Linked DNA regions of Homo sapiens: region 2 is linked to region 1. Evidence: chromatin loops called from intact Hi-C (ENCODE). Cell type or tissue: dorsolateral prefrontal cortex. All regions are shown on one strand. Links, peaks and the distances in the headings refer to the core of each region. The heading gives the core; the rest is flanking DNA.

Evidence for each region. A loop is a pair of places that touch in the nucleus more often than their neighbours do. Peaks named below come from ENCODE experiments on the same cell type or tissue, not always from the same donor. Only the 100,000 strongest peaks of a DNase experiment are listed, where the experiment ranks them.
Region 2: it touches region 1 in a loop (5-fold over the local background); 8 of 110 quality-filtered maps call a loop at or near these places.

Annotation. Positions count from the first base shown.
Region 1 is chr11:112,648,151-112,663,823 of GRCh38, reverse strand. No RefSeq gene overlaps it. Among named protein-coding and RNA genes, the nearest start is that of LINC02764, 100 kb to the right of the region's middle. In dorsolateral prefrontal cortex, for the core only: CTCF peaks have their summits at 8,072 and 8,272; DNase peaks (open chromatin) are centred at 6,627 and 8,213; H3K27ac peaks cover 4,388 bases.
Region 2 is chr11:112,727,954-112,743,626 of GRCh38, reverse strand. It overlaps LOC105369496 (a long non-coding RNA gene), which reads left to right and starts at 6,086. Exons shown (of 3, transcript XR_948018.3): 1 at 6,086-6,185. RefSeq lists a silencer at 9,114-9,314. In dorsolateral prefrontal cortex, for the core only: no CTCF peak of the experiment used is centred there; DNase peaks (open chromatin) are centred at 7,376 and 7,727; H3K27ac peaks cover 3,347 bases.

The sequences.
Region 1 (15,673 bases), core at 5,030-13,029:
CTTGAGAATGATTTAGGGGTAGAGCTGCTAACCTCACCTAAAAGGAGGGAGGGGCTGTGAGGAAATCTGTTCAGTGGGGCCATTCCTTGGAGGGGAAAATCAGCAGTTGGCTGCTCCCTTATATAGAGCTTTTTGGAAAGGTACACTGCCCACCTGAGACTAGGGCATGCCTAACGGCAACATCTTCTGGGATGAGGAGCCTAAGATGGAAGAGGTAGAAGAAAGGAGAGTATTACGAATCCTACTCTCAAGATAGTGAAAGTAGGTGCTCATTGAGGCTTCCAGTTACTATTTTGGCAAGGGAGGCAGAGTTACAGACAAAAGATTGTGATGTGTAAAATGACATTAAAATTCCACAACCTCTTCGCTTTTGGTTTCTTTGTCACCCCCAATCAAGAAAGCAGAAAAGCCCTTCATTTCTTCTCATGGCTGAGAGATACCTCTAATGCCACAGAGGGAATTGAAGAGACTGGGTACCCACTTCCTACTAATTGAGTTTGGGCAAGAGCATGTCAGTTAGAGTGGGGAGAAACCCAGGAATGGACAAGTGTCTCTGGAGTAGACTAATTGGCTGGAGTGAAAGAAAGGCTCAGTATTCAGCTCCCATATCTACTGGGCCATCCCATAGAAGGTAATCCCTGGTCGGGGAGCTGCGACCAAAGGGTAAAGTCACAACAAGGCAATTTTGGGATCTCCCTGAGCAAGGCATTGCTAAACCCCATGGCCACACAGTCCTGGGGGTTCTGACTCTCAAGGTGGTGCATTCCTTGCCACTAGAAGAATTTTGAGACTGAGCAGAGATTTTTCTGCTCACTGAAAAGTTGGACCAGATACTAGAAACTTGTCAAGATCCCTTCCAGCAATGAGCAGGGAAAAACACCCTCACAAAAACCCAACACCAAACCTCAGCTTTCAGGAGCAGGCATGGTAGAAGGACCAAGAGCAGATGCATAACTGTGATACAAATGCCAAAGAAAGATTCAATGGGCTGTGACTGCTTCCGATGATCACTTTCTTTTCAACTCATCTGGAGATGAAGTCATCTGATAATTGGACACTCACACATGGCCTACTGTCTGGCTGGCCTGCTCTGCTTTCCTGATCTCTTACTGATCAGAGAGACTCATCTGCAGACATTTTGAGCAGAAAGTCTGATGCAGATTTTCCTTTATTCACAAACATGTGCAGAGGGTCTTTTCTACTCCAGGATCTGTGCTATGTATGGAGGACGTAGAGAAGAAAGACAGTCCCTGCCTTCAGGCAGCTCACAGTCTATAGGGAAGGCAGCCATGGAAGTAATAGGGAGTTGGAATTCAGCTGTTCATTTGGTAAATGTCAATTGAATATGACCTCTGTGCTAGGCACTGCAGCTTTAGCAGGGACAAGCAAGACATGATCTCTGTCTTGGGGAATGTATATTCCAGTGGGGGAATCAGACAGCAGGCATGTTATATATAAAGATCATATATGTTGTGCAAAGTGCCATGAAAGAAATTTTAAAAGCAAGGGACTACAGAGTGAGAGAGATAGGGACCTGTTTTAAGAGCAGATATTTGGGGAAATCTCTCTGACAAGAAGGCAATTAGGAGTCTACCCAAAGCTCAAGATGCAGCCAGCCAAAGGAGTGCAGAGCTGAGCATTCCAAGGAAAGAGAGTAGCTACCTTAAAGGTAGGAAAGGTCTTAGTGTGTTAAAGAGGCAGAAAGAAAATCACAGGGCCAGGTGTGTAAGGCAATGGCATGAGATGGAATAGCATGAGATGAGGTCAGAAAAAAGACAGAAAGAAGATTCTATAGGGCTTCTTGGGGTTTGGGGGAGGATTTTATTCTAAGATCAATTCAAGATCAGAATTTCCTGTTCGGGGACTGAGGCAGTAAGGATTTTTTTTTTTTTTTTTTTTTATACTTTAAGTTTTAGGGATTTTTTTAAAGGATCACTGAGATGTCCAAACTCCTCAGAATTCCAGTCATCAGGACTCTGACACCCACCCATGAGTCTGACCTGCCCCTCCTCTGCCCAATCTCCTGGCTCAGGCCTGCCTTCTTTGAGGGATAGAAGGAGGTACATTCTTCTAGGACACAAAGGGGCTTGGGCACTTTGGAGACTGACAAGCAAAGGCCTTTGAAGCAATAAGAAAAGGCTCAGGTGACAGACAGTGGAAAAAGAAGAGGGACTCACGTGGATAAGGTCCGGGACTCTGTGTCTTCTGGCCTTGTTCTCCTGAAAGCCACTAACAAGGCAAATTTCTCCGTGTCTCTTTTTCTCTCTCTCCTTCTACGTCTTACCTCTCTAGCCTCCCAAGAGGAGAAAGAGTCGCAGAATTTCTCCATGAAGGTTACATTCTTGGAAGGCCTGGGCTTTTCTGAGCCAGTGCTACTGCAATAACATTTACCACATCAATTTTGGAAAGGAAGAAGCACAGGAAGCTGGTCCAGGCAGAAGGCAGAAAACTTGGGAGCTTCTCTGATTTAATCTTTTCTTCTTTATTTTTAAAAATCCACTTTGCAAAGATATATGGTCTCCAAGTTTCTGAAAAGGGAAGCAGCAAAGAAACTCCTTCTGCTGTGAATGAAAAGAATTACATAAACCACAGTAAATTTAGTATGAAATTACATTGCCAGCCCCAGAGGAGAAAGATGCATTTCCATCATACATTAGCCATGCTCAAGGAGCCATTATCCTGAGTTCCCTGTCTGCCTGCACTTGAAGGGACATGGTGGCATGCAGGTCAGGCCCTTCTCAGAGGATGGAAGCTGCTGGAAGACATTAATTATTTGACCTTGTTTAAAGCATTGATTTTACAGAATTTCTTCCTTGTATTTATACTTGTCTTTTCTTTACTTTTTAAACTGGGACTTGGGCTCCTGCTGATTCTTAGGCTCCATTAGGTCAGAATTTCATTCCGTTTGGGATTTCTTACAGTTCTAATAGTTCTTTGAGTCCTAGGAGACCCATCTACTGGAAACTCCTATGATGTTTCCAGGCTGAAAGGAGGGCACACAATGCTTTAGCTATGGATTTCTAGTCCAAACTCTGCCAACTTCCAGCTGTGTGTGCTTGGGCAAGTTACTGAGCATTTCTGGGCCTGTATCCTCATCTGTAACATGACGATAATCATAGTACACCCACCCCTTACCTCAAAGGGTTGTTGCAGACTTCAAGTAGGAAAATGTGTTTGTAATGCCCTTGGCACAGTGCCTGACCCCTGGTGATTTTTCAACAAAACTAGCTACTCTCATAGACAACTTGTCTTCCAATTGTTCTGGAAACTTCTGTCATCTCTCTCTGAGATGCTAATTTTATCCAAAGGATGCTATGTGGCCTTCGTAATGTGGAGCCCCAGCCAAACACATTTCACTCATTCATTTATCCAACAAACATTTACAAAGCTCTTACTATGTGCCAAGCACTAAAATCGATTCTGCTGATAAAAACATGACTAATACACCATCCCGTTAAGAATTTACTGACATTGGACAAGACAGACTTAGAAGCAACCTGGCAGGCTGGAGGAGTCTGTAGCATAAACAGGCAGAAGGAACTCCTAAAGTAGGGCTTTGCTGACCCAACTATCCTTGGCTGCTTCATGGCAAAGGCAAGAATTAGAAGTAGCCAGGGGCCCTTCTGTGGAGTCTTGAACAGCAGGCCACCATAGACCTGGGGCAAGGCCGTGGATACCACCATGCAGGCTGGGCCTGATGAGAGTCATGGCTCAACTTTATGAGGCCCATAACATCAGCAGGGCCAAAGTGAGGCTGAGTCCACCTGGAAAGGTGGGAGACATGGGCTCTAACCAAATCCAAAGAAAGAGACTAGATCACAAAGTATACAAGGCACAGATTTGGCTTAAAATGCCAACAGAACAAAGACCAGACATGAGGACAAGGGTGTGGCTCTGTAGACCAAAGGGGCTGGAGAACTCTGAAACTTCTCCCTCTACCATGATGTTACATAAAGCCCCCTCCTTCTTTCTTCCACCTGAGTAAGAGGACTAGGAGGACAGAGGGATAATGTGGGAGACTGAGCAGCTTTGTTTTGGAGACTGGCATTTCCAAAAAGGGCTGTGGCATTATTGGATGAGATCAAGCTCTAAACCAGTTTGGACGTTTAGTTACTTTTCCCCCACCCTTCACCTATTTTTCTGGGAAAGAATCCCAAATTCATTTTCGATAATAGAGCTCATTTTCTCTCATATCTGAGTTGTAATGGATTAAATTTTGTAACCCTTCTTCCCTTATGTGTATGCTTAGCTCCTAGCACAGTGTCTAGCACAGAATCACACTTGAAAAGTGCTGTGAGCCTGCATGCTAACAAAGAAAAGTTGGGGAACAACAAGAAGTCCTATCTGGCTCTCTGCATCCCATGTCTGCAAGATGTAATCTAGTCAATATGCATGCTTTGCATAGAACACAGCCCTTGGCCCGTGGCCATCCCTTCCCCAATCTTGATGCCAGGACTACACCCAGAGCCTCACTGCTCTGGATGTGAGGAAAAAGGCAACAGGCCCATTTAAAGCTGGTGCCAGCATCCATCCTATGCCCGGGAACCTAGTTTATTTTCAACCAACTTCCCAACGATGGACTGATTTCATGTCCTCCACAGGTCTACAGCTCAGCCACACATACACATACACACACACACACACACACACACACACACACACACACACACACAAAGACACATACTCCAGACAAACACACAGCTGATTTGAGATGCCACATGGGTGTAGGAGTTTTCAGAGTGGAAGGATCTTGGCTCTGGTCCTGTGAAGAAGAGGAGGTGAGGGAAGAGGAAGAAGGAGTTGTATGTGAAGTCCCCCACCTCACTCCCAGGCAGATGAGGGGCTAACATGTGGTAGCCAGGATGAATTATCCTCTTGGGAGGGGCAGAGGCAGATGGGAGGGAATAGTTTCTGGCCCCAACCAAAGAAAGATTCTACTTCTCACAGGTCTCATTCTTAACTGTTCCTAGTCATGTGAGATGATCTGTGACTCCTGCTTGGGTGCAGGTGGAAATCTGGGGAGGGGAGGGGAGGGAGCTGGGCTGTGGGAATGACATCATGGGAGGGGGAGGGGATGCCATGATATCACAGCCATGTGGGAACTTCCCGGGTGAGAAGTCTGGAGGAGGACTAGAGCTCTGCATCCTATTTCTGGCTTTAATAACAGCCCTGGTGACAACCAACCACAGGAGAGGGGTACAAACAGGCGGGTCTGTCAGGGATCAGCAGCACCTCCTGTGAGGAACAAGGGTTTTCAATGAGGTGTTGGTGGCCTTTAAGGCCAGGGTGGGGAATGTGAGATGCATGTTTAGTAGTGAGAAGGCACAGATGCCTGACAGAAAAAAAAAAAAAAAAAGGAACATGGTAGAAAATTGCCGTTGCAACAAGGCTTCAAGGAACTTCGTGAAATCCGGTTGATGAGGCTGCATGAGCAGAATGTTGTGGGTATGAGCAGAGGCTCTGCCACCTCCCAGTTTGTGTCCTTGAGAGACTGACATAATCTGTCTGGGCCTCAGTTACATCTTCTGTAAAATGGGGATAATAACACCTACCTCACAGGGTTGTGAAGATTTAAAAAAATGAATACATACTTGTAAAAAGATTAAAACCATACTTTGCATATAGTATGTGCTCAAGAAAGGTTAACTATGTTTACAATGGAAAGACCGCTAGAGTAGGAAACAGAAGACTAGGTTTTAATGCTGATGCTGCCAGTGACCAGGTGAAGACCTCTTTGAGCCTCAGCTTCCTCATTTGTGTAAAGAAGACATGGGACTAGATAATATCAACCTTCTCTCCCAGCCCCAGTATTCTAAGACCTTGACTTGGTGTTCCTGGTCTACTTTGTTCCAAATTATCCTGGGCACTCTAGTGTCTAAATTTTCACCATTAGGAATATAAGCTTTTAAGGTGCACAAATTCATTACCCCTGTACTCCCTTCTACAGAGAAAATAGGTCCTGGGGGTGATTGATGGGTATGACATCAGTAATACATGGGAGTGGATTAATTCTTCCAAAAAGAAATGGTCCCTGGGTAACATAAGGGCACTTGTTATGGAGAACAGGGACAGGGGGAGGGTAAAGCATCCAGAAAGAAGGGAAGTGGGGGAATCATGCATCTAAAGTCCTAGCACACAATTTTGTCTAGGATAGGCCTTGCCCTAAGTGACTTTTACAAGAAAATATGGAGATAAAAGCAACTGCAGCATGAAAGATCTAGGTTAGATACAAGTAAAAATTCAATTAATAGAATGTGAAGGCAACCAAAACTATGACTGTGATGCTGAGGAAGGTCAGGGCAATGGGCTAGATGAGTTCTGGAGGTTCTACTGACCCCTCCAGGGCCTGCAGAGGGTTCTTCTGGGTCTTGTGGGCCCCCCTGGGTGTGGACATCTGCCGGTCCTGGCAGAGCCTGTCCTTCCTGTGCATCTCAGGAGTTCTGTGGCTTCTGGAGCAAAAGCTTAATTGGCCTTCCACAGAAAGCTCAGGAAAGGGATATGTTACATCGTGACTCAGTGATACACTCCCTGCTGGGCACTGCAAATTGAGCTCAGAGAATGTTTGAAATGATCTTCAGTCATCAGGCAGAAATTGGAGTGACTCAGATGACAGAATTCGTGTTATGCAAGCTGGACGCTGAGTACTCGGCAACTGGTCCAGAGAGAGAGAGAGAGAGGAGAGGGGAGGTAGGCAGGAGGGAAACAGAGAAGGATGTGGGAATTCCAGTGGCTTATCACCTGCACCCTACAACCCCAGCCCAAGAAAAGAGACCAGTGGTAGATATGAAGCCTGGAGCCACCCTTTGCAGCAAGAAGAGAGTCAAGGGAAGTGAGATCCTCTGGTGTATTCTTGGTTTCTCATAGCTGAAAAGAAATTCAGTATAGCAAAGTGGTTTTCCCACACTCACTAGCTGCCCTCACACAGTGGGGCCTGTCTGACTGGTGAGGATCTGTCCCACACCAAGGCGCCTCAAAAAGGGCAATGGCAGAGAAGGATTCATATAATCATTCATTCATTTAGTCATTCATTTGCTCCATATTTATTGAGATTCTACTAAATACCAGAGGTTGTGCTAGGTGCTAGGACACACTAAGAAATGAGACACTGTCCCTGCAGAGAATCTGAATAAGAGAACCAATAGGCACAATGCTGTAGTGCCAAGTGGCATGACAGAAGGAGGCAGCGGGTGTTGGGGAAGCACAGAAGTGGAGCCCCTAAGTCAGACTCTGGGCTTGGGTGAGACCGTGCTGGTCAGAATCTTCAAGGAGAGCAGGAGTAACTAGGTGGGCAAGGAGGTTGTGAGAGGGCCTTTGGGGCACAGGAAACACAAATGAAAAGGGTAGAGATGTGGAAGCTCACGATGTGTATGGAGAACAGGACACACGAGGTGCAGGTGGGGTGGTGGGCAGTGGAAGCCAGGAAGTCTTAAAGGGCTCTGTGTGCCATGTGAGGGGAGGAGAGGGCTTGGGAAGGAGAGGGATGAACAGCGCTGCTCTTTAGAGGGAAGGCTCTGCTGCACCAAGGAGGATAGATGGGAGAGGGCAGTCTGGGCGCCCAGATTCCCCAGGGTCTGCAAGGGAGGAGCTGAGCCCGGAAGGCAGCAACAGAAAGACTGGAATGGAGTTGCGAGATCTGTGGGAGAGGAAAAGACCTGGGACTCACAGTACGTGCAGATTGAGGGCCAGAAACTTGGAGAATGAAGGAGTAGCAAGGAGCAAGGGATGGAAGCAGAGGCAAGTTGGTGAGGGGAAAGCAACAAAGGAGATGTCTTTCTCCTATTCTAGAAAAAGTGTTCATCAATTCTCTGTACCATTGAACCTTCGCGGTGACCTCCCTTTCAGTACAGGCCTCTCCTCTACAGCACCCCTCCTGGTGCTATCTGTCCATTCAGTCATTCAACACCTAATTATTGTGCACTCACCACGTGCCTGCTGCAGTGTCAGGCCCTGGGGAAACAAAATCAAAAGCCAGTAAAGAAGAATGAAGAAGGACTGGAGAAAAATAAAAGGATGAAGGAATTTGCAACTCAAGGCCAAGAAATGAAGGCTTAAGGGACAAAGTTTATGGAATGCCTTCTCATTTAATCACCCTGATCCCTCCAACAGCTGGGACTGTTATAATTGTTATCCCATCTTAAGGAAGAGGAGGCAGAGGCCCAGTCGGATTCAGTCTACTTAGTTAGTAGCACGGCAGGACTCAGAGCCAAGTTGGTGGAGCTCCAAGGCCCTGGTGCTCTCACTTAGTCCATGACACAATGATGAAGTGCTAGCAGACTGCTGACCCCTAGTGAGGTCAAAGCAAAAACACAAAAACAATAAAACAGACTGAAGTTTCATGGTGGAAATTCCAGCTGCACACAGGAAGGATTTCCCATCAAGGAAGAGCAAAACTTTGCTGGTCCCTTGAGGAGACCATCCACATCTGTGTGATGGGTGAAGCCTTGCCCAGAAGCAGGGGTATGAAAATATAGAATCTATGATTTCCAGAGGTCCTCAACGGCAGGAATAAGGTTTCCTAAGCCCTTCTTATTTTCAGAAACCCTATCTGTTTGGGGCTGGAATAAAATCCACTTGAGGTCGGAATGTTACTTCTATGGAGCGCTTCTGAACTTTGATCAGCTGTTCCTCGTGTTTTTGATGAATAACAATTTTAAAACAAGTGCAGCTAGTAGACCAGATCTTTGAAACTCAAGGTCTAATTTGTGGGGGGTCAGGAAAGAATGCAGCATATCTTTGGTGGTGATAAACTGGGACACTAGAGATTTTCCCAAAGACAGTAGAAGGTCTGAAGCAAAACCACAAGTTCTTAGAGGATTAGGGCCTGTGCATAGAGAGTTATTTGTGAAGAGCTGGTTTTATTAATAGTTTTCCAAATACCTTTATTTTTTCTCTCTCTCATTATAATAATGAAATGTTCACTTTGGATTTAAAAAAGTGAACATTTGAAAGAAAAAGCCTGATAAATTCATATCATAAAAGTGATTGTGTCACGCAGCTGTAATCACAGGGCAAACTCTCTTCTTACCTCTCACTCTTTGGTTTCCTTGAGGAATGTGTGTGTGTATCTGTGTATGTGTGTGAGTATGTCTGTGTGTGTCTTTGTTTATGGGTGTGTATCTGCATTGCACTCTTGATCCTTTGAGAAGCGACCTTGAGACTGAGTTTAGCACCTTTTTAGGGGGTGCCTTTGGGGCCAATGCCTGTGGAAGAGAAAGGACAAAAGTAGAATGTACAGAGGGAGAACTTGAGCTAACATGTAGTCCCAAGGAAGGCCTCAGCCAACTCCATGGGAACTCTGGAGCTAGGATGACCTTGATGTCCCGAGCTGGGCAAGGAGACCAGGCCCTCATTACCTCCATAACCAGCCACTGAATGCCAGCTTCCCTGGAAGAGATGTGACCTGGGCAAGGCAGTCTCCTTTCCCTCAGCTGAGGACTGACTTCTGGCACTACCAGCAGCAGGGAAAGTAAGTCCCTCATTACTAATGGCATATGTGGGTAGTGCATCCTAGTGTCCACTACAAAGACTGTGTGTTTGGGTGTGTCTTGAGTGTGTTGATGTATGTCTGCATGTCTGTTGGTGTGTGCATGTATCTGTGTGTGTGCCCCTATATATCTTGTCTGTGGAGTGTTGCCCTCTCTTGGATCAGGGACCATGGCAGCACTGCAGGAGCCCAGGAGGTGAGCATTGGTATCTGCCACCTGATCATCCACCTTGCTTCAGTGGCCCCTTCACTTCCTTCCTATCTCTTGTCAATTTGGGCCTGGAGAAAGGTATAGAATGTGGGATGTGAAGTGGAAGATGTCATGGCCCCTCCTGAGAATTGATTTCGGTCCTTACTCTGGGGTGAGAGAGGAGATACCTACTAAGGCTTCCTTACACAGATTTTTTTTTCTTGGTGTTTTTTTAAATTATTATTATTATACTTTAAGTTTTAGGGTACATGTGCACAATATGCAGGTGATTTTTAAAAGGCACTCCTTGCTGGCAGGCTTCATGAAAATGCGCAGTTGGGAAAACTGACTACAAATAGATTTAGCCCCCACTGGATATCTCTGCTGGGCCCCCTCAAGGGTTGTCATGTCTGGACTGTTTCCTGAGCCAGAAAGGTCTGAATAGGGCTTTGGGGGCCATGTCACCCTGAGCAAGTCTCCATCTCCAGGACCCGACCCTGCTGTTCACTCTATTGTTAGAAGTCAGGACAGCAGTATCTGCCATGAGGCCTGTCTCCTGGGTCAGAGTCCTGTCCAAAGGACCCTGGAAGTCTTAACTCCCCAAATTCAGGACAGGAGAGGAGAGGACCTGGGGACAGCCTTGAAGACAGTTTGATGTAGTTAGGAAATGGAACCTCTCCTGGCAGCCAGTACCCCCAAATTCTTCCTTATCAAAGGACATATGTCCAGTGCAGTGTTTGTACACAGTACATCCAATGAACAAATGGACTTTGGAGGAGAGATCAGCAGAGATGAGTGTCCATGACCCAACTCTAATGAGAAAACCAGGTTACTGCCTGCCCTGGAGCTTCTGGCATTAGGTCCAGGCTGGTTCTAGCAGTGGTTCATTCTTCCTTTGTAACTTGATGCTTCACCAAATGCTTTCTCAAAAGGTCTATGACTCACTGACATAGAAATAAAATCTGTCTTTTTTCAAAGGTTAATGTTGTCATGTTATTTTACTCATGTAATTATTGCCATGGAAGATTAACTCTACTGGGAAGAACATAGGGCCGAGTGGCGGGTGGTTTGTGTCCTTCAATTCTTGAATGCTGGAGCTGTAAGAAGCGAGATCATCTCATCCAATGTTTGTAACTCAGAGCCTGGAGCAGAATTCTTCCTATCATCCCATTTGATTGCAACCACAAAATGAACAATGTGAACATGTTGATGCAGGAGATGGCCTCCCCTACTTGCTTCAGGCTGCCAACCTGCTGCATTCTGCTGCTGGCCTGAAGGCCCATGGGGCACAGTGACTTGCCCAAGATCACACAACTACTCAGAGACAGGACCAGGGCCAAACCCAAGGCTCCTATGGCAGAGCAGTACTCTCTCACCCCAGAAGTCTCTGGCTCTCCTTTGATCTACTTGGACAGGAGATATGAATGAGTGCCATGAGCTTACTCGTTACCATTGTGAAAGGAAAATATCTTGGGCCCCCAAAATCACTAAGGAAAACTCAAGCTGGAAACTGCTTAGGGCAAACCTGCCTCCCATTCTAGTCAAAGTTATCTCTCTGGGCACTGAGACAGATGGATATCCGATTGCCTCCTTTGGAAAGGCTCATCAGAAACTCAAAAGAATGCATGCAACCGTCTCACCTATCTGTGACTGGGAAGCTCCCTCCCCGGCTTGAGTCTTCCAGTCTTGCTTCAAGTAGTCCTGCCTTTCCAGACAGAACCAATGTAATTATTACATATATTGATTGATGTCTCATGTCCCCCTAAAATGTATAAAACCAAACTGTGCCCTGACCACCTTGGGCACATGTTGTCAGGACTTCCTGAGGCTGTGTCACAGGTGCATCCTCAACCTTGGCAAAATAAACTTTCTAAATTAACTGAGACCTGGCTCAGATTTTCTGGGTTCACACCATAATGAGGTAGCAGCCTGCACAAGGCCCCTGTACCTCCCAGCAGACACAGATGCACCCCCCACACACAGAGTTTAGACTTCTAGACTATTGACAGTGACTAGGTCTTTTTTTTTTTTTTTTTTAAATCATTTTGGATTTCACCTAACTCAATGCCCGGCATGCTGTGCTGCTCAATAATTGCTTGTTGAATAAAATAAATGAATAATGAATGTTAGTGGATGTTTGTCTTCCCAAAATTCCTGTGGTCTTCACCATAACCTTGATTCAGAGACCATTTTAACATGGGAGGGGTAAAAGGAGAGAGAAAAAAAAACAATACATTTGTTAAGGTCCTATATGCAGAGCACTATGCCAGCGTCTTGAATGTATATCTTCTCAGCTAATCTCATTTTAAAATGAGCAACCACATGTGAGCAGACAGCCCCAGAAAGGAGTTGACCCACCCTCCCCTGGCACCCATGTATAGGGGCTTTATGTACAACAGGCTTATGGCTGCTTCATCAGTTTCTGCTTTTGCTTATCCCTAGAAGATCTGAAAAAGAAAACAACATCAGAACTTCTGAAGACCAAAAGATCAGAATCCTAAGCTTGCAGCATTCCCTCTTTGTGAGACAGAGAAGCAGGAGCATATTAAGAGGAGTGCAGAAAGCTAAAAATATCTTCAAAGCTTATGTAAATTTGGTGCACAGAGAGGAGCTGGCCTTTGGGCTCCAGCTGTTCTCAGGACTAACTTAGATGCCCTTGACATGTAGATCCAGACATTCTCAGAATGCATCCACCATTTGTAACCTTTAAAAAATCTTCCTAATTGTGTTCCTGTTCTTTTAATTTATCACCCTTGGGAGTTGAGCTACATTATGCTAATGAGGACTTTGAAGAACCCCTTCACCCCCAGCATCTTGGGAGAAATGTACAAGGTCAGAGACATCCATCCTTGGAATAACAGGTGCCTTTGAGAGGAGCTGTACCCCTAATGATTAGCATGTTAATAGGGAGGGAATCAAAAGATCACTCAATCAACACCCAATGAGGGCATCATTTCAATCAATAGCACAGCTCATAGAAGTCCTAATGCCACCGACACTGCATAAAAACAATTCCTAATTGAGAATTAAATAAACTTTTATCTGATACCATTCTGAACTTCACCCTTTAAAATAATGCCAAGTTCAGAAACACATTTGGCTTCATGATTCCATCTGGCGGATTCTATACATTTAATGGGTATTTTCCCTCACAGCCGACACTCTGCTTTCCTGGTTCACATAAAAAAATGAGACAGGTGTCATTTCTCCAAAGGCCACAGTGCTAAGTTAAGTGACTAGGTAGGAAGGAGGCTGTAACTGAGCAAATTTAACCTTAGATGACCCAAAGGAGGGCTTGGTCCCGGCTTTCTTGTTTTGCAATCAACACCTACTAAGTATAATTCAGCTCTTAGATACTATGAATGCTGGCTGCCAGACTGGAAGACAAGTAGCTTTTAATACACTGATGACACAGTATTACTGACATTAGCAGGATGGCCATGAACCAGGTGGCCAATTACTCTCAGAAAGAACAGCTCAATATCAATTGTGCTAAATTCAAATAGTCATACTCGGCAGAGGCTATTCGGCATCCAGATGGATAAGATTTGAATATCTCCATTCAGCAGGACAATTAGTTTCATTATCTGCAGAGTCCTTTTATAGCCAGCTCATCCTTGTGGGCCCTAGAAGACCAGGTCCTGGCCAAAATTAGGTATATTCAGCAGGAATATTAAAGTAAAAGCAGGAACTCTAAATCTTTCAAGTCAATGTCATCTCACCCTTGCACTAGATGGCTAGAACACTTAAGATTTTCACCAGAAATCTGGTTAAACTTATGAACAAATACAAAATAGTTTCTTTGAAAAAATCTTAGCTCTGGTTTTGAACATTCTGGAGCCTTTTGCCACCTTGCACGGCTAACCTCCACCAGGGAGATGACAGTGCATCCCACTTCATGCCTATGGCTGCCGTCATCATTGCTTCCTCTTTCTTTGGAAGCCAAAACGTATGGAGCTCCTCTTCATCGACCCCAGCAAGTATGTGAGCTTGCTGCACTCACCAGGAACCTCAATCTTGTTAGCAAAACATGGAGCCAACACATTCTCTAGCCACTCATTCCTCCAATCAGATGTAGCAACTTGGTTGCCAATTGGCTGACTTCAGCTACAGATGTGTGTGCAGCGTCTCCATCCCCATCACACACACACACACACACACGCACAGACACACACAGAGAGAGAGAGAGACATACACACACGCAGCCTGTTTTTCAAAAATGTAGCTTTGGATGGCTTTTAGGCCAGATTCTCACTTTTCAGGTTGCCTACACCTCATCAGGTGTCATTGCCACATCCTGGTTAGGTTTCATTTGTTTGCCTTGCTGAGGCCACTGAGAATGCTGGTGTTTGTAAAACCCTGCCAGTGTTCTCTAAGATTTAACCTGTATCTTAAGTCTTACCCAGAAACATATATATTGGAGTAACAGATAAGCCCTTTAGGGTCACATAGTAGGGTTACAGCCAGCAGGCAAATTAATAGCACAGCCTCAGGCCACCCAATCTCTTCCCTCTGGCTCAAAAGTGAAGGTGGAGGGGAGGGATTCCAGGGTTAGTCACAGCTCTCACTTTTCTGCTGCTCCTTTCTGGCAATATTAACTGTCCTGGGTGCTCGATTCAGTACTAGCTAGAAAGTCCACATGCAATTGTTATTAACACCTCAACATCAGAGATGGCAAATAATATTAATTATATTGAATAATGGTATTTGTGTTCATTAATATGTGAGTGCTGATTAATTATATTAATATTAATTATAGGAATAAATTACAGTATGTTAATTACTTTGATTCCATGTCTATGGCAGACATTGTTATTCTGTAATGATACCCTTTTCTATTGGGCCTAGGTGGGGCCTCAGAAACCCTCTCAGCACAGTGTTTGAGGCAGCAACCACCAATCAGAGTTGGTTCAGGAGATAAAGCCTATTTCTCCTTGTTCTCCATAGCCAGGCCTCCACTACCTCTGGTAAGGACCTAGAAACTGGATGAAAATCCAGGAGTGGCCGGCACACACCTGTGTTGCTGAGCTCTGGCTTCCCATGCTAGTCAGAATCTCTGACCCACAGGGACTTCGGACGACAAAGTCTTGCTGGGAATGCCCTTTCCTTGGCTCTATATCAAGCAATTAATCCTCTCACAATTTTCCCCTTTTTCCTACAGAAATGCAAGAAGCCTCAAGCCACAGATAATCCTTGGGGCCATGAACCTTGCTTCCTGAGCTGGGGAGAGGCTGTTGCCTCATAAATAGTTTTTTCTCAGCTTTCACTTCAACACAATCTAAGAATGCTTTTTCTCCCTTCTCTTGGTCTTTAAGGAACACTGTCTCTGGAGCTAAAGTTCCTCATCTCTGATTGGCCTTTCCGTGGGGGAAGCAGAGGAGAGAACTGACTAAGGGTAAATAATATCGCATTGGCTATCCATAGAAATGTCCACACAGAAATAGGATTTAACATCATGGACTTAGTCTAAATAAGGAAACAATATTAAGAATAATATTTGGTATTTTCTAAGATTGTTTTTGAAGATGGGCTTCATATTATGTTTTGAGTTTCTCCTTGAATTAAATGCCAGGGAAACAGATTGTCCTTCCTGGTAAATGGGTATTCTTTGCTTTGTGCCTCCTTTCCCTGGCTATCAGTGAACTCATAGTGATATTTTGTGTTCAGTGATATGTCTTATCCTTAGTTGAAGGTCCTTGATAATTATCTTCTCCTTTTACAACTGGATTTTCTCACTCTTCCTTAATGTGTATATATCTTCTATTATATGCCCTCTCTTTTCTTGGGAAGTGAGTGGAGTACTTTTAATAAATAATATATCAGCTACTGGGGCAGGGACAGATCTCCAGGGACTGGACATTAACCCTGATTCAATTCACTAATCATCATCTGACCCCTCTTCTGAGCCAGACCCCAAGGCCTCTCTGAGTGTTCTCTAGGAAGAGATGTTAGATCTTTTGAAATGATGAAAGCCTTCTGCATTTTAAACTGAGCAAAGC
Region 2 (15,673 bases), core at 2,657-10,656, 82 kb before region 1:
TGCATTCAATGAACAAATACCGACTGAGCACTAGTATGTCCCAGGCACCAGATGGACATTAAATATTGTGGTACACTGATTAGTCAAATATAGTTCTAATAAAAGCTCCCTTCCTCCCACTAGTTGCTCTAGGGCTTACCTAGCCTCCCTCTGCATACATCAAACTCTACCCTTATTCCTTGCTCCCCTCCAACCCCCCAAATCAAAATCAAAGCCATTTGTTCCTCTGAAACTGCAGTAATCCACCAATACACACTGAAGGGTTATTGACTGACAGCTGAGTGTCTTGGTTTTCCTGTAAGAGTTTCTGCAATTTTTTTAAAAGAACATCAAGTCTCCAAGCTAGGGTACATCTAGAGATACATGAAGACTTTCCAAAGAGATAGAGGGCATGGCTGCCCATTGAAGGGAATCAATTTCCACATCTGACACACTTTTTCCTAGAACTGACCTGCCATGCAGCAGGTTTCCATTGAGCTGTTCCTAACTTCCCACTACCCCTTTCATAATCATCTTACTCCCATTTTAAAAAAGAAAAGCATTCCCCTCACCTGTTCCAAATCTTTCTATCACACATAATTTGCACAAAGATAAAAAAACCTTGTGAACATCAAGAAAAGAGATGATGCAAAATATCAATATACCAGGCAGGATTTAGTGCAGGGAAGAGAAACCTTTCAAGGTATTTTAAGCACAAAATGATTTTTTGCAAGGAACTAGGTACTCACAAAATTACTAGAAAGGCTGCAAGTGCAGGTTCTAGCTGCGGCCCTGGGAATGATTTCTAGAGCAGTAGAGGTCTCATCATCCACAGGGTGCTCCTCTGATCCACCCTTGGAGCCATGCTCATCACTGCTGACCAGCCCCTGCACACCAGGAAACTGGAGATTAGACCTAAAACCATGGTCCAGGAATTAGAGAGTGACATCAAAAAGTTGCCAATGTTGTGACTGTTCCTTGTCACACAGAAAGCTGGAGGATAAACACTGGAACGTGTTGCAGGAAAATTCCAACCTTCCTGACCAGGGGAAGCCAGTAGAGGGCTCGGGAAGGACGTTTCTGTCTCACTTACCCTTCCTAAATCTCTCACAGGTGTGTCAAGTAGCAGAGATTAATTGTAACCCCAATGCTACATGCAAGGGAGCACCGAACATATAGTTAGCTTTCCATGCTCTCCAAATAGGAGCATGAAATGCAGATTGCAGAACCACTCCAAGTACCTGCCCTAGTCAGTGTCCATGAAGCCACCTTAATTTCAAGTCACTGTAAATCTGCACATGTTCCCAACTTTCCTTGTCTCACCACATTTCTGTTAATGATAAGAAATGGCATGTTGGCATATTCTAAGTTCATGGGTTGAGGGGAATAATGAGCTTTAATTTAAAACCCCACCTTTCCCTTTCTCAACTCCTGTGTGCAAGCAGAGAGCATCAAGAGCACCAGGAAGAAATGCTGAAGGAAGCATATTTCATCCAGGTAGCGAATTCATGACAAGGTTCCATGTAAGTTAGAATTGGAAGGTTGGAGATGTGTAAAAAGCTAGCTGGGAAGCATCAGTCTCCTATGAAGCACACACTCTTCATTTTCACCCTTTGCAATAACGAGCAAGAACTTGGTGGGTGACGCTTATTCACCCATGGCTCCCCCTGTCTCCCCCTGTCTCAGTTACGTATTTTGCAAGATTTCAAGGAAGAAAAGGTGAAAAGTCACACACTTACTTCCAGATGTTCAACATTACACCCCCAAGTCCTAGGAACACAGATGTGAGATGTATCCATGTTCATTTTTCACTTGGGCGCAAACTCCTCCCTACCTTGGGCCACATCTCTGCTCATGTATTCATTCCTACCATAAGCTTATGAGATTTAGATTAATTTAATGAAAATATCTTGTGGATTCTATTGTAAATAATGCACTTAACAACAATAAGTATTCTATGATAAGACTCCCATTTACTAGCGATTCAATATGGCTTCTCAGCTTTTGTTATGAATGTGGTAGCAATAATTAATATTCATCCATGGACACACAAATTAATTATAAAAAGAAGCCTCATGTCTCTCATTAAGAGACATTTTCCAGAATATTTTACTTTACAGTCAATATATTCACCAAAATTTTTATATATTATGTTGTTTTGATCAATTATGTAATACTAATTAGTATAACAGTATTTCAAGTAGAAAACTACTTTACCATTTAGAGCCTATGGTCACAGACATTGTTTTTTAAAATTAGTTTTCTTATATATTAATATATGATAGGATAATCAATGAAAGACTTTAAAGCATAAGAATATATAGTAGTGGGGCTGGGCACAGTGGCTCACACCTGTAATCCCAGTACTTTGGGAGGCCAAGGCGGGTGGGTCACTTGATGTTAGGAGTTCAAGACCAGCCTGGCCAACATGGTGAAACCACATCTCTACTAAAAGTAGAAAAATTAGCCAGGCATGGTGGTGGTACGCACCTGTAGTCCCAGCTACTAGGGAGGCTGAGGCAAGAGAATCATTTGAACCCAGGAGGCAGAGATTGCACTGAGCTGATATCATGCCACTGCACTCCAGCTTGGGCAACAGAGTGAGACTCTGTCTCACCAAAAAAAAAAAAAAAAAAAAAAAGGAATATATAGTAGTATACTAAAATTCTGTAGGAAAGTCAAATGGAATTCAAGGAGGAAAAAAGAATAGTAAAATCCCCAACTGTTAAAGAAGAGCTTGTTTTTTGTTGCTGTTGCTTTTATATAGATGATGGTAGGTATCAAAGTGCTATGGTTTTGAATTTCCTTCCGACACGTCTAAAACAGTGCTGTAGAAATTTTATTATGAAGTGGTAACATTTATAATAACCTGGGAAAAACACCTTATAAAATTATTTAAACTCCTAATGACAAAATTTATGCATCAACTTAAAATACGAAGGGGTTTTTCTAATTTCTTACAGGAGTTCATGAGCCAAAATTCTTGAGGGTTCCTGTTCTAAAACCAGCAATGGCCAAACTCAAGGAAAGTGCCTGTAATGAAGAAAATGTGAGCAGCACTGGAGGGCAAAGGGGGAAATGCTTTTGACTAGAGGTGATACAAGGTGGTGACCTTTGTTGAGCAGACTTTTTCCTTGCAATATCTCACTTCCATTCTCCTTCACAAACACCAACTAAGGGAGGTGTTCCTTGTTAAGAGTGTAGGCTCTGGGGTCAAACTGCTCCTCCACCTACCAACCAAGGGACCCGGGGCACATGCTTCAAACTGTGTGACGCTGGATCCCCTCACCAGCCATATGGGGAGGCCTGGTCCCCATCTCCCAGGGATGCTGTGAGGACAAACTGTGATCACTCATGCAAAGTCCTTAGAGTGGCCCCAGCATCTAGAAGGAATCAGCAAACATTTGCTATTTGTGTCATCAGCCCTGTTTGCCAAGAAGGAAACTGAGGCCCAGAAAAGGTAAGCACTTTGAGATCTGACCCAGCGATTCCCCCATGCTGTGCGGCCTCCCTCCATCTCCAGAGCAGGCAGCATTGGCCTTCGAGATGGCTGCCTGTTCTTGCAGCCCAGTGTGCGGCTCTCTTCTCACGCCATCCTGCCGCCCTGGGCATGTCTCCTGCCTGCTCCTCTACACTGAAGGAGGTGGCACAGAAGCCTCTGCAGGGCAGCTGTCCTGGGAGTGGGGGCAGGGGAGCGCCAAGTGTGCAGGAAAGTGGGGACAAGGGCAGGGGCACGATGCTTAGCAGACCCATTCATCTGTCACTTCTGGTCCTTTCCTCAAGCTTCACAGAATGCCTGCCTCTGATTTGAAAAGCATTTCGCCTTTATGGGAAACTAAAAGTGTTTATTCTTAAAATGTCAAGAGCAGAGTGAAAATGAAGGAAACAGTAAAGGAACTGAGGTGTGAGCTTGCCACCTTCTCTTACAATTTACCCCCAGCCTCATCCTCCGCTCCTCATAGTCAATTCAGGGAAAGAAGAAGCCCACAGGCTCTGCAACCCATGGCTGCTCCACCTTCTGCCCACAGTCTGCCCTACAGGAGAGGCCTGTCAGCCAAGAGCAAGAGAGGGACTCAGTTGTCCCCAAGGTGTCTGTGCTTTTTGCATAGGCCCCAAAACATCTCAACCAGCAAGACCTCCAACTCCCTGACACTTGTGCACTGATATCCTTCCACACAGCATCCTGGTTATTTTCTTCCTGTGTGTTAACCCAAGCAGTTAACAATTTGATTTGTCTGTTTGTGTATTGTCTGTATCCCCTCTCTTGATATTAGAATGCAAACTTCAAAGAGTCAGCAACCTTGTCTGTCTTGTCTATGGTTAAGTCACCATAGTCTAGCACAGCCCCTAGCACATAGTAGCCGCTTGATAAATGTTTAAGTGCATTAAGGGATGACTGCATGACTGAAAAGTCTTTGTCTCCTTAATATACCCGAACTGGTAGGGCCTCTGTCTCCTAACACAACTGGACTGACATGGCCTTTTTCCCTCCCTACACCTGAACTGACATGTTCATTCATTCATTCTTCAAATACTTTGTGAACACTGAGTGTGTGCTGGATACTGTAATAGACATCAGGTAGACGTGGAGCTCACAATTCAGGAGAGGACAGGCTTTAAACAAATAAGCAGACACATGCTATGTTCATCTGTCTGATGGCTTGTGCAGGAAAAGTGAAGAGCACTAGGAGAGAGGAAAGAGAGCGGGTGCTGGTGTTTACTTTAGAATGGGGGGCCAGCCAAGACTGAAAGCTGAACCTGGCAAAAAGATGGAAGATGATTTCCAGGCACATGTGCGCACCCACACACACACACACACACACACACACACACACACACACACTCGTATGTAAATTCACACATAATTGCACACATTTGCACACAAGTGCTCAGAGATGGGAAAGACATCAGTGTCGTGGGAGCAACCTGAGAGCAGGAGGAGTGACATTTCCAGAGGATGGAGGGGTGAGGGGCTGAGGCCTGCAGATCTTGATAGGCTTTGTTAAGTCCTTCTGCCTTTTTCCTTAGGCTTGTGAAAAGCCTTGGAGGGTTTTGAGTAGGGGAGTCACATGATCCCATTCATATTTTACAAGATCTCTGATGCCTGTAAGGAAAACAGGTTGACTATGAGCAAGAGTGGAGGCGCAGGCACTGATCAGGACACTCTTGGTGTAGTGCAGGTGAGAGCCGGAGTCATGGTAGCTTTGGCATAATTTCTGACCCTCTGAGAGGCACACCCCATTGACAAGGTATCATTCATTCATTCATTCACACATTTGTTCACTAAGAAATCATTAGTAAAAACTTTATCGTGTAACAGGTGCTGAGGATACAACAGCGAACAAGACAGACATAGTCTTTACCTTTATGGAGTTTACAATCTAGTAAGGAAACAGACCACTAAACCCAAACTTCCAGCCTTCCAGCCACCTGAGATGTGGTTCTGTAGAAAGGGAGGAAGAATCTGTAGGACACTAGGAGAGATACCTGGCCCTGACATGGGAGGTGAGGGACAGCAGGGTCAAGGAGAGATCTAGGTAAGCATTACCAACTCCCTGATACACATGAACTGACTCCAGGTTTGCCTCCTGAAACAACCAGGTGGTCTTGGGTTTCATTCATCTAATCGTCCACTGACCAACTGCACTAGGTTGGCACAGGCAACTCAGTGGCCCAAGCTGAAGGCATCACCTGTGACCTCCAACTATCCCCATGTGCAATTCTGCCCCTACACTGTATCCTGTGACTCAAAAATGACACTTTCATCTACAAAGTTGTCTGAGCCATTAATCTGGGCATCCCTCTCTTGCCCCTTGCATCCAATCACCCACCAAGTCCTACTAATTCCGCTGCCCAAGGGCTGGCTCCCTCCCCGCAGTCTCTTAAGTTCCATTGGTATTCCCCTTGTCCATTGTCTGTTGCCTAGGTTGCTCCAACAATCCCGCATTGTTCTACCACCTCCAAGCTGCCCACCAACCATGCTCTGATGCATTTGTAGTCTTTCAAATGTGCACTTCTGCCTGGCGGCCTCCTCCTGGCTTCAGCCTTGAACCTCACCTTGATTGCCACTTCCTTTGGGGAAACTCCTCTGATGCTTTCCCTGGTGTAGGTAGCTCCCCCGCCTGATGCCATCACACCGTGGAACAGCCACATTTCACTGTTAGGTCCTGGCCTCCCACATCAGACTCTGAGCTCTACAAGGGCAGGTACTGTGTCTTTCTTGCTTACCCCTTTATACACATCTCCTTCCCCACAGAACAAAAATGCCTAACAAGGGTCATTTTGCAAGGGAGATGTGATCCCTTGGCAGGGAAATCTGGGCAGGATTTCTGATGATAAATAAATAAATGAGGAGCCCACAGCTGGTGCACAGGTGGCCCCTGGCCTGATCTAGCCTGGCACTTTCTTCCCCTCTCCTTTGCTTTCCCTCCTTGCAGAGCTGGCTGCTGTGACCACAAATGGAGAGGAAACATGATTTATATTTCTTTCTTTAGTTTGGAGAGTGCTGTGACAGACATAGATAAAGTATCTCTCTCCTCACCCCACCCCCCCCCCAATTTTTTCTTTGGGTTTGTGAGTCTTTGAAGACAACCATCTGAAATGGGTTGACAGGCAGGTGTTTGGGAGAGGGAGAGAGCTGGGAATAAGGTGTTTTGACTGAGAGAAGAGCCACTAATGCATCCATAGCTGTTACCAGTGTGATGACAATTGCAGTTATGGAGGCACTTTGATTGGGGAGGAGGAAGAGGAGAGAGAGGAGAGAAGCCATCTTCTTATCTGTCAGAGGCAATAGCAGAGTCTGGGAAAGCTAGACCCTCTCACTGCCTCTAAAAATCTTTCTGGACAAAAATAAAATAAAATAAAATAAAGTAAAAACTAAGCCAGGTCTGTCTGGACCTGGGGAACAGTAAAGTGGCTTAGATATGACCTGAGGCACACCCCATTCTTTATTTGCTTCTCCTGGAATTGATACCTGTAGAGCCTCCAATAGACATTTTTAGCTACTCAGCAGGATGGGTCTCCTATGTGCCCATGTCTCAGGTGCTAGAGGGTCCTAGAAGTTACTATTTCGACCCTTAAAGCACAGTGAATGCATATGGATCCCTGGACTCTGCCCCGATTTACCCAAGCCTTCCTCTTCATGTGTGATCTTGATAGATGAAGAGAGTAGAGAAAGGGAGAGAAATCCTAAAACTGAGAAAGTGCTGGGAATGGAAGGGAACTGCTGGACCCAGCTGCTCTGCAGGGAGAGAGACACGTTCCAGAGAACAGCACAGTCATAGTACAGAAAACACAGAAGCACATTTGTCTGGGACATCAAGTGTGTGTGTGTGTGTGTGTGTGTGTGTGTGTGTGTGTGTGTGTGAGAGAGAGAGAGAGAGAGAGAGAGAGAACAAGGATTTAGTGGAAGTTCAGCACTGAGTCCTATTGAAAATGAAGCCAGAGCTGACAGATGTCAGCCGACTCCAGCTACGCCTACTGCAGACATCAGGGCAGCCCAAGCTCAAGATGCCCTCCTGCTCCTGCCTGCCTTGAGGGTTCATGCTACCCTCAGAGCCAAGCAGGCAAGGAGGCCTCAGGCAAGCTCAACCAGACAATCTGTACTGTCAGATTCTGGGCAAAGGAGGCATCACTGTGTTCCCTTCCTTCCTAAAAGGCAGAGTTCTGCTATCCATATTCCTGCCTGCAGCCCAACACACACACACACACAAACACACATGCACACACACACAGCACCAACACTACCACCACAATGACCAGCAGCAGCGGCAGCTTTTGCCAGGCAGCTATACCAGGCTGCCTCATCCTATTTACTAACCAAAAGGAAGAAACTAAAATCCAGTCCTAGACTTGGCTGTGCCTCAGCCCCATAAAGCCTTGCAACATCCAGAGTTCTCACGTAGCCCAGAAAATAAGAGTAATGAACAGCTTACATGTATTCAGTGCTAACCACAGATAGGCATTGTGCTAAGTGCTTTGTGAGACTTACCTTGCATACCCCTCACAACTCTCTGAGGCAGTTTCAGTTATTAGTTCCGTTTTGTCAATGAAGAAACCAAGCCTAGAAATTAAACAGGTAAACAAACCAAGCAACCCAGAGTCATCCAGAGCTACCAAGGACCATGGCCTCAAAGAAGGCTTCTCTGACTTCCCAGAGCTGACTTAGATGCCTCTCCTTTGGGCTCAAGTAAGGATCTTAGCACTTACCACATAGCATTATAATTAAGGGCTTATACACCATGACCAAATTTTTCACTAGTGGAATGTCAATGAAAGCCATTTGTGCAATTTCCAGGCCTGTGCACCTGTGATTCCACTTCCACCATGTAGATGAGGGCAAAGCCCCATGACAGTGGTTCTTAAACTTGGCTGCTATTGGAGTCAATGTGTAGCCAAGTTTGGGAACTGCTGCTTTAGAAGATGCCACAGAAACACGATGGAAGGAACCTGTGACCCTGGATGACTGTATGAAGCAGATCATCCTGCCAACTGGGAACATCCACCTTGAACAGTTACGTAAGAGAGACATCACCTCTATCTTACCTACCCTCACAAATGCCATGGAGATGCCTGAGGAGTAGAAGGAAAATCTGATTATCACCTGGAGGCCTGGACTGTCAACCGTTGGTCAGGAAAGGCAAAGGCACCAGCAATTGCTTGCTTGTAAACACACATGCACACACATGCACAGCTCACACACTTTTGCTGCACAGTTCTCCCTGTCCCAGTCACCATTAAAGCAGCAATCAGCTAAAGCCACAGTTTTCCTGGCTTCCCACCAGGCTCTGATTAAGAGAGAACTTCTCCACCCACCTTCCTCACTCCAAGGAAGGCTGAGCGCCAGCTTCCTCCTTTACATTCTCTTCCTGTTCCTATAAAGCAATTAAAGTTTCCTGTAGACTTCACCTTTCCTATCTTCTCTCGTAGAACTTGGCTCATATTTTTGTCTTGTTCTGAACCCACAAGTTTCTCCTTCTAGTTCAGAAGATGAAAAAAATCCCATGATTCAGCTGACCACCTGTAGGGAGGGGGCTCCTACCTAAGTCCCTGGTGTAAAATTCAAGTAGAATCCTGCACCACTGCTGCTTGGAAGTTGGAGGCCAAGCAAGCTTAGTAGCCTTGGAGTTTAGAAATGGGGCTCCTTGCAAGCAGAGACCTCAGGATGAGGAGTGCCTTCTAAGGAGAGGAAACCGTGGCCATTCCCCAGAGAGGCAAAGTGGCAGACCCTGAGTCCAGGACCATGGACAGGGAAGAGCAGGCCCGAGAAGCATGTGGACGAGAAGGAAGATAACTCCCTGAGTAGATGGCCCAGACTGGGTGGTTAGCACTGAGTGAAAGCACCTCAGGCATGGTACCTATCAAAGAAGAGATGATACCTCTTAGGGATCTGGGATCAAAAAAAAGAATGTCAACAAAAACAACATGTGGGACAATACAAGCAACACAGGGAAATGTCCTAGCCATAATGTGACTTTTATCCCATAGGACAAAGCATGCTACAGTTCCATGAGGGAGGTGCTGCCACCCAAGCTGTAGTACTGAGCTCCTTCCTGCTCTCTATGTGACCCTAACCAGTCAACTGGGCTTCTCTGAACTTCAGTTTCTTTATCCACAAAATTAGTATGATGGTAATAGCTTTCCTAGTGACTTTACTATGGTGTTAATAAAATCAAGATGATGTATATGAGGGTAAATAGTAAAACATAATTTGTGATAAATATTTCACATCTCTGGTTTTCTACTGGCTTCAGATGAAATTTCGTTGCTGAGTAGTGAGACTTCAGTATAGAAGCTACTCATCAAATATTTGCTGGAGCACTGTTGATTTTGTTGTTTAAAAAAAGCAGTTAAGTAAACGCAGTCCCTTCTAGTCAGAGGCAAGTGGAAAGAAAAAGAGGAGAAAGGAGGCAGGTTTAGAGATTCAGACCTTGTGTAGATCTGCAGTTCTGTTCGGCTGCCTCCACATTGATCCTCCTGCTTCCTTTCCCTTGCAGTGAGTCTAGAGAGGGTCTGCAGGAGAAAGAGCAGAACAGGGAAGCAAGTGAGTGAACCCTGGGAAGGGCTCTTACCCAGGCTCCCGTCCTCACTGTTCCAGACAGATTGTTTATAACAGTGGTTGTCCATGTCACAGAAAACCTGTCCTCCCCACAGCCCACAGCAGCCATGCTCTAGATCATGTAAGTTCCCCTCAACTGACTACAGCTGAGTGATAGGCATCTGACCCAAGAATCTAATCTATAGTCTGGCAAGTGGGCAAGGAGTTGGCCTGGCATGATAATTTTCCCCCAGGGTTAATGACTTAGAAGAATATGGGAAGAATAGGGCAGTTAGCAGTTATATTAGTCCATTTTCACACTGCTGATAAAGACTTAACTGAGACTGGGTAATTTATAAAGAAAAAGAGGTTTAATTGACTCACAGTTCCACATGGCTGGGGAGGGCTCACAATCATAGCAGAAGGCAAAAGGCATGTCTTACATGGTGGCAGGCAAGAGAGAATGAAAGCCAAGCAAAAAGGATTTTTCCTTATAAAATCACCAGATCTCATGAGACTTATTCACTACCACAAGAAGAGTATGGGGAAACAACCCCCATGTTTCAATTATCTCCCACGAGGTCCCTCTCATGATGCATCGGAGTGGTGAGAGCCACAATTCAAGATGAGATTTGGGACACAGCCAAAGCATATCAGCAGTGAACAGAGGAACTAAAAGTCATGAAGTAAAGAGAGGCTGGGGAGGGGAGCATGAGGGGCCATGGGTGGGCCAAAGTTCTGAGCAAGAAGAAACCATGAGATAGAGAGAAGTCAGAGCAGAGAGCAAAGAAGAGAAGTGGGCAGACATGGAGAGAGGAAAACACAAGGAGAGGAGCCCAGACCCATCAGGACTGTGCCCCTAATGCCACTAATGCCCTAATGCCACTGCCATGTGTTCTGCTCTCAGCCTCCCCAATCCTGGTTCACCCTAGAGCCAATTCCTCCCAGAGCTTGTTTGTTCAGCTTCTCCAGAGTGCCCTGGAAGCTGGGCTTTGTGGCTGGCCTTCTCATTTTCTTATTCCTATGTGCATCCTTACCAAAAATCCTGCATTACTTGAGGAACGCTGTTTGGGTTTCTGCTTCTTGCAATCCAAAAATCTAAGCAAATAGGCTGCCGCTGGGGATTTGGCAGCTTGAATCTCAGAGCCTAGGGTCGTTGGCACATCCCTAGGTTGTCTGTCTAGCAAAGCTGGGGCAGCTGAGCTCGGCCCTACAGTCTGGAAGGGCTGGCCTTGAATGGCTGAAGCTCCTGTTCCTGAGCCCAGTTCAGGGTCCTCGCCATCAGAATAACAATGAGTTCACACAAGCCAGCAGGTGTGCAAGCCCAGCCCTTGCCCATCCGTTCTAGTTAACTAGGGAGGCCCATGCATGTGCCATTGTCCTGCCTTGGCATCAAGACTATGATCTGCTAAACATGCTGAGAGAGGATGGGTAACTAGAGATGGATGCCAGACCCTATATCTTTATGCAATCTCTTGCCTAAAATTCACAAAGCCTGATGCAAAGGTACAGAGGCTTCCTGCCCAGCTTCCTTCTCTTTACACCTGGGCGCCATCCTATACCACTGATGGCCACATGCACAGAGGGGCAGATTCTCTGGCCATAAGTTCAAGCTTCATCTACACTTGTCCCATCCCCTCAATAGCCACTCTTTGGCCAGCCTTCAGGCCTTGGGGCATGCAGACCAGTGATGAACCTGGAAGTGCACCTGGGAAGAGGCCCCTGTGATTCTGGAAAGGGTAGTTCAAGTCTGTTTAGTCTGTGTCCCAAGTACATTGAATGTGGGACAGAAGGGGACATGGGTATAGTATAAATACTGCCTTTATTCTCTATACACAGCACCAACAAGAGCAGCAGCTTTGCCTCTGGCTTTGTTCCGGGCTGTAGATAAGAATGCCTGTCATTCACAAAGGGCTTACTATGTACCTGCTACTAAGTATGCTTTGTATATTAACTTATTAGATTGTTAAATGACACTGACTTATCATTATTCTTAATTTACGATGAGGAAATTCAGGCACAGAGAGATTAAGCAACTTGCCCAGGAGTACATATAAAGTCAGTGGTAGCCACAGGATTCCAACCCAGGCAATCTGGCCCCAGGGTCTGGGCTCTAACCATTTTGCAACACTGCCTCGACAGCTGAAGTGGAATCAGGGCTTTCTGCTCACTTCAGACTCCAGTCTGGGCCCAGTGGAGGCACAGAAACCACTCTCCTCTCATTTCCCTTTCTGTCGATAGCTGTGAACACAGCATCTCCATCTCAACCTTGTCCACCGAAGAGCCTCTCCAGGCTTCCCAGGGGCATGTGAAAGGCAGCCTGGGAGCGGTGTCTGGAAGACATTTTCAACTCAGATAGAGTGGAAAACAGGTCAATGCTAATACAGTCACTCTCCGTATCTGCAGGTTCCACATCTGCAGATTCAGCCGATCACAGATCAAAAATATTTTTAAACTAATAAAAAATAACAATACCAAAATAACGAATAATAGGAAAATTTAAAAACAGAGTATTACAATTATTTACATACTATTTAAATTGTATTAGCTATCATAAGTAATCCAGAGATGATTTAAAGTACAGTCATGTGCTGTACAGTGATGTTTCAGTCAATTATGAACCTCATCCTTAACAGTGGTTCCATAAGAGGATGATGATGATGATGATGATGATGATGATGATTTGAGACAAGGTTTCACTTTGTCACCCAGGCTGGGGTGCAGTGGTGCAACTACAGCTCACTGGAGTCTCAACCTCCAAGGTTCAGGTGGTGATCCTCCCGCCTCAGCTGGGACTACAGGTGTGTGTCACCATGCCCGGCTAATTTTTGTGTTTTTTGCAGAGACGGCATTTTGCCATGCTGACCAGGCTGGTCTTGAACTCCTAGGCACAAGGGTTCTGCCCACCTTGGCCTCCCAACGTGCTGGGATTATGGGTATGAGCCACCGTGCCTGGCCAAAATTATATTACCATATTTTTATGTACATTTTCTATGTTTAGATGCAGAAATATTTACCATTGTATTACAGTTGCTTACAGTATTCAGTACAGTAACATGCTGTACAGGTTTGTAGCCTAGGAGCAATAGGCTATACCATACAGCCTAGGTGTGTAGTAGGCTATGTGTCATCTAGGTTTGTGTAAGTACACTCTAGAACAGTGGTCCCCAACCTTTCTGGCACCAGGGACCAGTTTTGTGGAAAATAATTTTTCCACTAATGGGGTGGGGGGGGTGGCTTCAGGATGATTCAAGTGCATTACATTTATTGTGCACTTTATTTCTATTATTATTATAATATTAATATATAATGAAATAATTATACAACTCACCATAAAGTAGAATCTGTGGGAGCCCTGAGCTTGTTTTCCTGCAACTAAACAGTCCCATCTAGGGGTAATGGGAGACAGTGATAGATCATCAGGCATTAGATTCTCATAAGGAGGGTGCAACCTAGATCCCTGGCATGTGTAGTTCACAATAGGGTTCGTGCTCCTATGAGAATTTGACGTCACTGTTGATCTGACAGGAGGCAGAGCTCAGGCAGTAATACAAATGATGAAGAGTGGCTGTAAATACAGATGAAGCTTCCCTAGCTCATCTGCTGCTCACTTCCTGCTGTGAGGCCTGGTTCCTAACGTGCCACACACTGGTACTGGTCTGTGGCCCAGGGGGTGGGGGATCCTTGCTCTATAATGTTTGCACAATGACAAAATCACCTAACAACATAGTTCTCAAAATATATCCCCATTGTTAAGAGATACAGGAGGATATGCATAGGTTATATGCAAGTACTATGCCATTTTATATAAGGGCCTTGATCACCTGCAGATTTTGGTGTCCATGAAGGGTCCTAGAACCAATCCCCCATGGATACCAAGGGACAACTGTATCTGCCCTTCGTTAAGCATCTCTATCGGCCAACGTGGGCTTTACGTACATTATCTCATTTAATCCTCACATCACTAAGAGGTAGCTAGTATAATCCCATTTATTATTATTATTTTTTGGCAGAGGGGAGGTCTCACTTTGTTGCCCAAGCTGGTCTTGAACTTCTGTCAAGTGATTCTTTCACCTTAGCCTCCTGGGATTACAGGAGTGAGCCAGGTGGGAGCCACCATTCCTGGGCAATCTCCATTTTAAGATGTGTAACTAAAGCTTTGAAATTTTTCTGACATTACTCAGTAGTTGGCTTAAGTAGGAGTTGAACCCGTTTCTGTTTGGCTGTAGTGAATGGGATCTGCTAAGGCACCCTGCAGGGACCCAGTCCACATGAATGTCCCTCCTCTCCTCCCTGCCTCCCTTTCCCCTCCTTTCTTCTCCTCTCCCCAACTTCACTTTCTCCCTTCTCCCTTTCTCCTTTTCTGCATCTCCAGAAAGATGATCCCCTGAGTAGGTCCCTTCCATCTCTGACAGCATCCAATGGCTCATAGCAAGCACATTCCCTGGGTCAGCACTTGGGAAGATGCCTCAGGGTAAAAGGAAAGAGGCCTACAGGGAGAGAGAGCGCAGGAGACAGAGAATCCAGCCATCACTGCAGGGGTTTCTGACTGACATAGTGCCTGCCAACACCCAGAAATATGGAGATTAGCTTCGGCTCTCCATAGCTATAACCATCCAACACCTGTTTAAGAAAAAAAATCTACAAATAAATATTTGCAAAGCAACTTAGGTGCAGCCCCTACACACTGGCGCACACATACTCAGTCACTCCGGCTCACTCACATGATCTGGGCTTTAGTGACTCTCTCACACTCTGTCCCCTAAATGTTGACCTGGTGGGAAACTGGAGAGTTGCTGCAGGGCTGGCCCAGGGTAGGAAACCCAGAGGATGAGAGAGACCCTATAGGTGGTGTTCCTAGGACCCTATGAAGGCTTCTCTAGGACTGCTGGCTCATAGGTTCCCAGTAGGGTACAGGGCATTTCTTAACTACATATTAGTGAGCAGTGAGCCACCTTGAATGTCTGAGCTGAGAAGGGCTTTAGAGACTGTCTCCGGTCATCTCTCATTTCATGAAACTTTCAAACAATCTAAAGCCACAGAAAGTTACAAAATCCCTGTGGTGGTTTGGCTGACTGCTAAAGTCAAGATGGGCTAAATGTTAAGACAAACACCCTCAAATTCTAAGTGACTTGACACAAAGCTGTCTTGCACTCACCTAGCAGTCCATTAGGGGGTACCAGTGGTGGAGTGAGAGGGCTCTCCTCCATGCAGTCATGCAGGCACCCAGGCTCTAACCATCTTTGGTGCTGCCATCTCCAATAAGGTCATCACAAGACATAAAGACAAGGTGGAGGTTTTCACGGGTGGACATTACTCCTGCATACATCCCATTGGTCAGGATTCATCATAGAGCAAGGGAGGTCCAAGAAGAAGAGGAGGAACTCAACATTAGTGAGCAGTAGCAATCTCTGTTACTTTCTGGAAGCAGGCATGACTTTCTTTCCTTTTACTTTGAACCCTCCACTCTTAATCTCTCAGGCAGGTGTTAATGATAAAAACAAAAATAAATAATAAAAAGAGGTCCCAATTTTGAGGGCTTATTATTTGCCAGACTGTGCAGATTTTATTTCGTTTAATGCTCACAAGAAGCCAAAGCCAAGGTTCTGGCATTATTTCTGTGTTCAGAGAGGGTAGAACTAAGGCTAAAAGAGGTTT